Linked DNA regions of Homo sapiens: region 1 is linked to region 2. A link is a contact called in ENCODE Hi-C or POLR2A ChIA-PET data. All regions are on one chromosome and are shown on one strand. The core of a region is the stretch at or near the end of the contact, and the rest is flanking DNA. Distances in the headings are between cores, read along the strand shown.

Region 1 (4,147 bases), core at 309-2,808, 40 kb before region 2:
ATAAATACAGGAAGTCACAGAGCAAATGTCACAGTATTGGTTTGGTTTTTATTTCTATGCTTATAAAAAATATTAAGCTTCTTTCTGTGGACTGAGTGGGTGTTAGCCTGTGGGTATTGGTCTCTGGTGCCTGTATACCAGTGACTATTTATATTCCAAGCCCAGGGCCAGCTGTCTGCACAAGGCAAGTTTTTATTTCGAAGCCTTGGTTACTCCTTCTGTACAAGGGGTCTAACTTGTCGTTTGTCGTGAAGATTAAATGAGAGAGTAGATAAGCTTCTTAGCCTCTCTTCCCCTGACCTCTCTTTAGGGGAATAAACCACAGACCTTGTGGGTCAGATAGATCTAGGTTAAAATCCAGGCAGTGCCAATGTACCAAACTCTGTGACCTCAACTTCTACTTTTCTCAGCCTTAGTTTAAGCATCAGAAAAATTGGGTTGATACCTTCTTTGTAGGGATGGTTCAAGCATTAAATGACCACGTGTAGGCATACAGTACAATAGTAGCAATCACTGTCATTGGTCATTGATTGCATGACACACTGGCCACATAATCAGTTGGAATCAGGACCCCTGCTCAGGACAGCTCCAGGTACCACACACCCAGCCATGAACAAGCACTAGCCTCAATGCCATCAATTTAGCAGCTGTTCTTTACCTCTGCTCACTTGCTGTCGGGCCCCAGCTCAAGAGGCAGCAGATTCCAGGGGATAGCAGAGGACCTCAGAGCCCACAGAGAGACCCAGTTGAGACGGGAAGGGATTGCCCTGGGCAACCTGCAGTTGGGGAGGCATGTGTAGGGAGCTTGTGCCTCTGCTGTGGACGGTGGTAAGGGAGCTGCCACTACGAACCACATTGTTTCTCTTTTACATTATAATAAGGTCTAATGTTTACAGAGAAATTTTGTGCTAGCCCTGGTGCTAAAAACCTTCTAGCCTTCTCATATTATCTGCCTGTTGAGATAGGGGCTATTGTCATCCCCATTTTAAAGATGATGAAATTGAGGCTCAGAGAGGTGAAGTGACTTGCCCAAAGCCACACAGCTCGTAAGGGAGGGGCTGTTGTTTGAACCCGAGTCTGCCTCCAGAGCTTGAGGGCTTCACCCCTCTACGCATTGCCTGCATCATGACTCCTGGAATCCCTGAAAGGACTTCGGAATTCTAAGGCACTGGAGCTGGTGGTTTCACTGCCTCAGTCTTGCAGGGGAACTCAAGGACCTGAGAAGTAAAGCACCTTATCCCGGGGTATAGGCAGGGGCAGGGGCATCCTCCACACGCCTGGCCACCCCAGGGCTGCTTGGCATCTTCACTTCCCCTTGGCGCTCACCACACCATTATCTCCTATCTTTTCTTCCCCACCCACCACTCCGGGAGAGGTGCAGAGAAAACTGGGACTTATCAAGACAAAGAACAAAAGTCGTGGAGGAAAGAAGCCAAGAGCCATCTCTACTCTGGGGTAGGGCCCTTCAGTTTTGCCCCTTTGAAATTTCAAATTCCAGTTTGTGGACAAAGTCCTAACTATCTCACAATATAGGTCCCCAACCACTGACCAAACTCCAGTCCAGGCAGCCACCAGCTGGCCTGGTCTTGCTGCTTCCTTTAGCGGCTTCCAAGGTCCAGGGACAGGGGGTCTGGGCCACCAAGAGGCTCTGCTAGGCTGTCCCTGCAGCCACAGCCACCCCACTGGACCCCTGCCTCCCATCTGAGAGGACAGCCCTCTTCCTGGAGCTGGGATCTGACACTTGCTGATACCAACGGCAGATACCAGGTAGGTCCCCTCCCTTTCTCTTCCTTGAGCTCCTAAAATGCCACTCATACCACCCTCTGCACTCGGCAAAGGCCACTGTGGCTTAATCAAATCAGGCACCCACAAAGCTTCAAGACTGGAAAAGATGCCTTGGCTAACCCACCCATTTAGTGGACGGAAACACTGAGGCCGTCAGGGGAGTGGCAGCTGGCCACAGACTGAACCATAGACTTGGGGCCCAGACCTGGGGCCCCTCACGGAGCCTCAGAGGGTGAAAGGGACTTGCTCAAGTCCACGCAGCGGTGGTGGGTGAGCTTTGTCTTAACAACGAGCACTTTCTACTTCATCACAGACCATGAGTGGCATTGTGTTTGTTCACCCGATGATGGGTGGCCACTGGCTTGTTCACCCGATGATGGGTGGCCACTGGCTTGTCACAGGAGTATTTCCGAGAGGAAGATGAGGGAGCTTGGGGCTGAAGGCCAGTGGGTTTGGAAGGAAGCAACATTCATGTGGTTAACTGATAACTGGGCCCCATCCCTGGGCCTCCTTCCTCCCTCCCTGTCCTTAGCCTGATTAAGACCAACTTACCCAGCTGCTAATCATTGCTGAGCCTGTTGATTTTGCCTTAAAAAATTAACTGGGCATGAGTTTGCGGTTTTCCTCACCCCTAACCCTGAAAAGGCCTGGGTGGGCAGGAGGCCTCCAGGGTTATGCAAGAGGCCGCTGGCCTCCCAACGCATAGCCCACGGCCACCTCGGCTGCTCTCCAAAGAAGAGGCTTTGCTCAAGAGTCAACAGTCTGCTTGTTCCCCCTGTGCTGGGTCCTGAGCAAATTTGCTCTGTTACCAAAGAGAGATAAAGGCAGCTGGGGGAGAGCTTTCCAAACAGGGATGGGAAGCGGCAGCTTTGAGCTTGGGGTTCTAGAACTCTGCAGTGTCAGAGCCAGGAGAATCTTTAGGAGGATGTGGGCTGGGGTTTTTCAAGCTGGGTTCCGAGGCTCCCAGGAGCCAAGGGTATGCATCCACAGGCCCAGCTTCAACCAGCGACTCCCTTTTACATGTAGTCTTAATATTTTATTTGAGGGTTGGAAAACCACTGATTCAGCCCCATCCCCTCATTGCACAGATGGGGAGATGGAGATCAGAGGGGGAAGTGACTTGTCCAAGGACAGAAGGTCACCTCGGGTATTCAGGGGCTCCAGCCAGCATGGGAATGAATGGTGGGCTCTCTGTGGACCCGGGCAATGTCTTGAAAGACATTGGTGAACAAGACGGCTCTGCAAACGCCTTGCCATGCCGTTCTCCCCCTCCTCCCAGGGCTGGCTGGAAGCAGAGAGGTGCCTGAGAGCCATTGGAAGACCCAAGTCAGGGGAATGCACCTGGCTCTGTGTCCCATGGGCCCTGTGAGGATATGACCAGCAGCCAGGCACTGCAAACCGGAGACTACGTTATAATCCATCTCAGCCACGTCCTGTCTCTGGAGGCATCAGCACTTTGGGAGGCTGAGATGGGAGGATTACTTGAGCCCAAGAGTTTGAGACCAGCCTGGGCAACATAGTGAGACCCTGTGTCTATTTTTTAAAAAGATTTTTTAAAATTAAAGACAGATGCCCAGTCCCTATCACAAAAAAAGATGTAGAGCCCTGCCCTGACTCTCTCCACCTCTCTGAGCCTCAGTTTCTTCACCTGTAAATTGGGAATTATAATACTTAACTTCCAGGGTTGTCATGAAAATGAAATGAAGCAAAATATACACATTGATCATCATGGCCACTGGATATGCAGCTGTTTTAGGAGCTTTGCATGTGTTACTTCCTTGATCCTCCCAGCCACTCTGGGAGGTAGGCAATGTTTTCACCAATTTTTTACACACCAGAGGCACAGGGAGGTTGAGCCATATACCCATGCTCACACAGCTGATGAGAAACAAGAAGTGGAATTGGAACTTGGGCAGTCTGTCTCTAGAGTCTGTGCCTCTAACTCCAGGGCTACCCTTCCCTTCCAGGGATGCCAGTGAGAGATGGCCAGGAGAAGGGCAGAGAGCAGGGCACTGTGGGAGATGCTGACTGTAAGGCTCCGGAGGTAGGGCAGAGAGTATGGTCTGGAGAATGATCAGGAAGGAAGCCAGGAGGACTTGGATCTGTGTGGGTGGAGCTTCTCCGCAGGCTGCCTCCTGCCAGGTGGCTTATGACATCTGGGCTGAGGGTGTTGCTGTCCTCCTGTTTATGTTCATCCCTCCTGTTTATGTTCCTGAATTTATCTGCAGGGGTGACCTTGGGAATTAGATGCGGCCTTCCCGGCCCTTGTGGGGCCTGAAGGCTGATGGGAGCCCCTGCCTGACCCAGACTCTGGTTTGGGGAGTGAGGGCTGAGCCCACATCCCAGAAGCCACCCTTGGTCT
Region 2 (4,000 bases), core at 1,046-3,545:
TGCTCATTTTTTGTGGATGTACTGCAAGGTCACTGGAGTTCTCCTTTCTCTGTCCAGCCATATCTGTGGCCTAGAGCAGAGGGCCAGCAACAGCTGGATTGTGTCAAGTCTCGAGTCAGATGACATTTTTTGTTTGTTTGTGTTTTTTTTTTAATCTTGAACCTTAGTTTTTTCTTCTGTCCTTGGAGATTACAATATTATTTATCTCAGACAGCCGTTTGGAAAATGAAACAGCTGTCTGAGAGATAATAGTAGAACATTCACTAACCCATTCATCCATCCATTCACCCACCTACCTGTCGATAGAAGCAACCATTCTAATAATTGCTGAATGTTTGCTATATAATGAGTATGACACAGGAGCAGAGATGAAGAGACATGAGGACATCCTACAAGGTGCAGAGACGTGGGAGACAGTGAAAGGCTGTCAGGTTATATTATTGTATCATCCTTTAAGAGACACTGTGGGGCCTTCTGTTCACCCCTAGCTTAGCCTTATGACCTGGGCTGTCCTTCCCCAGAAGCTGTCTGGCCCCTTTGAGAGACAATGTCTTCCCCTAGCCACAGGTTCAACCAAGTCATCCATTGGCATCTATACTCCAGGTCTTAAAATTGTGGATTAAGGGTGGCCTCACCCTTAATCTCCTCTATGCTATCTCCTCTAATCTCCCCGCTCTCTGGGAGATAGGTCCTGTTGTTATCTTCATTTTACAGATGAGGAAATAGGTTCAGAGAGGGGAAATGTCTTGCCCAAGGTCACACAGCTGGTGTGTGGGATGGGTTCCCAGGCTGTTGGTTTCTTCAGCCTCTGCCATTTCCAGTGCATCACATATTCCTGTTTGATGGGGGTCAAAGCAAAGAAGATTCTTCCTGACTAGAGTCAGGAGATCAGGCCCTGATTCTGTCATTCCCTGGCCCTCTGTCCTCAGCAATTGATGACATAAATGTTGATTGTGTCTTTGCAATGCACGTGGTATCAAGGGCTTTACATCCTTGTTCCCCACGGCATCCACCATGATCTTAAGACACATCCTAGTCCTGTCTCCACTTCAGAAAGAAAGCAAGAGGCACGTGAATGTTGAGCCGTGTGACAGAGTCACAACTAGACCCCGAGGTCTGCTGGATTCCAGAGACCAAGTTCTGTGCGGGTGTGTGATTTGAACAGGTTTATAAAAGGCACCCAACTTTTAAAAAATCCAAAATGTGTCCCCAAAAGATAAAACATTCTCTTGAATTTCCCTCCTCAGAAACAAACCTGTCACCAATTTTATTGTGTCATTCCACGAATTTTCTATGCGTGGAATGTACACGTATACGCGTGTGTACATATATACATCTATATCCGTTTCGCTATCAGCAACTACACAGTTCTTCAGTGTACCGTTTTCACTTAATTTAACTGAGAGGTTCTTCCCTGTCACACACAGATGTGCGTTGTTTCCTTGAACAATGGGATAGCATTCCACTGTAAAGACGTCTCACGCTTTATTTACCCGTCTTCCCTCTGCTGAGGGACATTGGGTTGCTTCCAATGTGGGGGTCACCCTAAGGAGTGAGCCTGAGCCTTTCACTCTCAGTAACACATGCTTTCTAGCCCTGCATCTGAGTTTCACACGTCCGCACAAGATATTCTCATTTTCCAACGCTCCACCCTGCGCGGCGCTTTCTACCTCCTCCCCATTATCCAGAGCCAACGGAGGTGCGGAGCGACCGAGCTGCCCGGTCCCACGCCCAGCTTGATAATGCACCAGCAACGTGACCTAGGCCCAGCAAGCCTCTCCTGGTGGACCTCAATTTGCCCCGCATCGAAACAGGACGGTGCTTCCAAGCCCCACCCTCTGTGGGGTTTTGGAAAGACCCCTGAGATGCATTCCCAGGAAGGCCTCTGGACAGACAAAATGAGCCAAGCCTCTGCCCCAGGGCTTCTCGGCCCCTCCCAGCACTTCTCGCACCAAGCAGGCCATGCCCCGGCTTGAGAGCTTAGGGAAGCGGTCACATTGCCTCCGTGGGGCTTCCTGCCCTTCCAGAGGAGCTCCAGGAGGAGCTTTGGGCCCGTAAGAAACACACGGGGAGGTGTCCCATGGCCTCCCAAAGCTGACCGCAGTCCCGCCCTGTCCAGTCTTCCCCCAGCCCCACTTACCGTAAGAACTCTCCACTGGAGCCCCGAGGGGCGCGTTCACGCTGACCATGGCCAAGCCCACCCAGCCGGAGAGCTGGGGGCATGGAGGAGCAGGGGCCCGCTCACAGCAGCAGCACAGCCACCAGGAGCCCGTCCACCAGGAAGGCGGTGAGTGCGGCCAGCTGCCACCGCCCGGTTATCTTATTGATTCTTCTAATCACCCAAGGTGGGTGGATACGTTAAAGAGTAACCAGTCACTTAGGGAACCCGCGGCTGGGGACTGTTGCTGTCTCCATGGCAATGGCGACCTGGCCAGACCTGAGGTCCACTCGGGTCCTAGTCCTGCACTCTGGGGTTAGGGGAACCCAGAGCCAGGTGTATGGGGACATCAGCCCCCCAATTTGAGGACAGGGCCGGAGCAGAAGGGGCTGGAGAGGTGAGAGTCCAACCTGGGTTGGGTTTTATGGCTCCAAACTATGGGTGTGTCACCATGCAGGAAGTAGTGGGAAAACCGAGGGAGGGGCAGAGGAAAAAAGGAGGGTGGAGAACTGTGTTTAGTGAGTGCCTACTGGATGCTGGGAGTTGCATACAGGCGTTACCATATTTAAATTAAACCTTGAGATGAAGGGACTGAAGGACAGAGAGAAATTGCATGCCTGGAGTCTCACTGCTAGTACATAGAGGTGTTATCTTCCTTTCATCTAACATATTTATTGAGCACCTACTATGTACCAGGCCTTGTGCTAGACTCTGGGGATATGGAAATGAGCAAAGTAGATGTACCCCCGAAACTTGTGGACTAATGGAGGAGACGGACCTTAATCAGATCGTCATTCAAAGATACTATTACAAACTGGTGAGTGATATGAGGGGTGGAGAAACATGGGGCTGCCTCCAGGCCAATGGGACAAAGTCATCCTGTCTGGCGTCTCCTCTGGTCTCCTTCCCCATTCTAAATTCAACCTGCTGCTGAAACTCACACACTCTGTTTTAGCTCCCTGGCATGTTAGACACCTGCCACCTAGCTTTTTTTTTGGAACAGCCCCGTTTCTTTTGTCTCAGTTTTGGATCTCACCACCTGCTTGGGGATTCTGAAATCAAGGTCATTCATCCTGTTAGAGAGAGCTGAAATGAGAACAGTGAAACAAATTCTGGACTCAGAAAAATCAGAAAACTCCAGCTCTATTATTTTCTTGCTGTATGTTTTTTAGTAAATTATTTCATTTCCTTATAGGAATACCTAGCTCATAGTTTGCCCTGCTTCTAAAATAGCTAATTGATAATATTCCTCTTCTCTTCCCATAGTCTCTTTTTTCAGCTTTATCAATCACCTCAGAGGGACCTTCAGCCCCTACAGATGGGCATGGGTTGCATTAAAATGTCCTTTCTTTTCTAAAACAACAGTGATAACAAACGTTAGATTTTGGGGCCGGGTGCAGTGGCTCACGCCTGTAACCCCAGCATTTTGGGAGGCCGAGGCGCACCGATCACGAGGTCAGGAGTTTGAGGCCAGCCTGACCAACATGGTGAAACCCCGTCTCTACCAAAAATAAAAAAATTAGCCGGGCATGGTGGCAAACGGGAGGCTGAGGCAAGAGAATCGTTTGAACCAGGGGGACAGAGGTTGCAGTGAGCCAAGATCGTGCCACTGCACTCCAGCCTGGGCAACAGAGAGAGACTCCATCTCAAAATAAATAAATAAATAAATAAATAAATAAATAAATAAATAACTTCGATATTTTTTAAAAAAAAGTATTAATATTCTTGGTCGGGTGTAGTGGCTCATGCCTGTAATCCCAGCAGTTTGGGAGGCTGAGGCAGGTGGATCACTTGAGGTCAGGAGTTTGAGACCAGGCTGGCCAACACGGTGTAATCCCATCT

Evidence for each region. Hi-C counts contacts between places; a loop is a spot of excess contacts on that map. ChIA-PET counts read pairs that join two places held with the same protein, here RNA polymerase II (POLR2A).
Region 1: a map of Caco-2 shows a loop between it and region 2 (2.9-fold over the local background). The contact joins the promoter of HNF4A-AS1 here to the promoter of HNF4A in region 2. A Hi-C loop is called at or near these places in 3 of 168 maps with a recorded cell type or tissue (Caco-2, HepG2 and adrenal gland). POLR2A ChIA-PET finds 5 or more read pairs at or near these places in 7 of 52 experiments (Caco-2, HepG2, OCI-LY7 and 4 more).

Annotation. Positions count from the first base shown.
Region 1 is chr20:44,393,073-44,397,219 of GRCh38, reverse strand. HNF4A-AS1 (HNF4A antisense RNA 1) reads left to right here and starts at 1,558. Exons shown (of 3, transcript NR_172878.1): 1 at 1,558-1,767. The region is part of intron 1 of HNF4A (hepatocyte nuclear factor 4 alpha); the gene reads right to left.
Region 2 is chr20:44,353,994-44,357,993 of GRCh38, reverse strand. It overlaps HNF4A (hepatocyte nuclear factor 4 alpha), which reads right to left and starts at 2,295. Exons shown (of 10, transcript NM_175914.5): 1 at 2,141-2,295. The coding sequence starts at 2,189. It overlaps R3HDML-AS1 (R3HDML antisense RNA 1), which reads left to right and starts at 2,752. Exons shown (of 4, transcript NR_184036.1): 1 at 2,752-2,975. It overlaps HNF4A-AS1 (HNF4A antisense RNA 1), which reads left to right. Exons shown (of 3, transcript NR_172878.1): 3 at 1-1,250.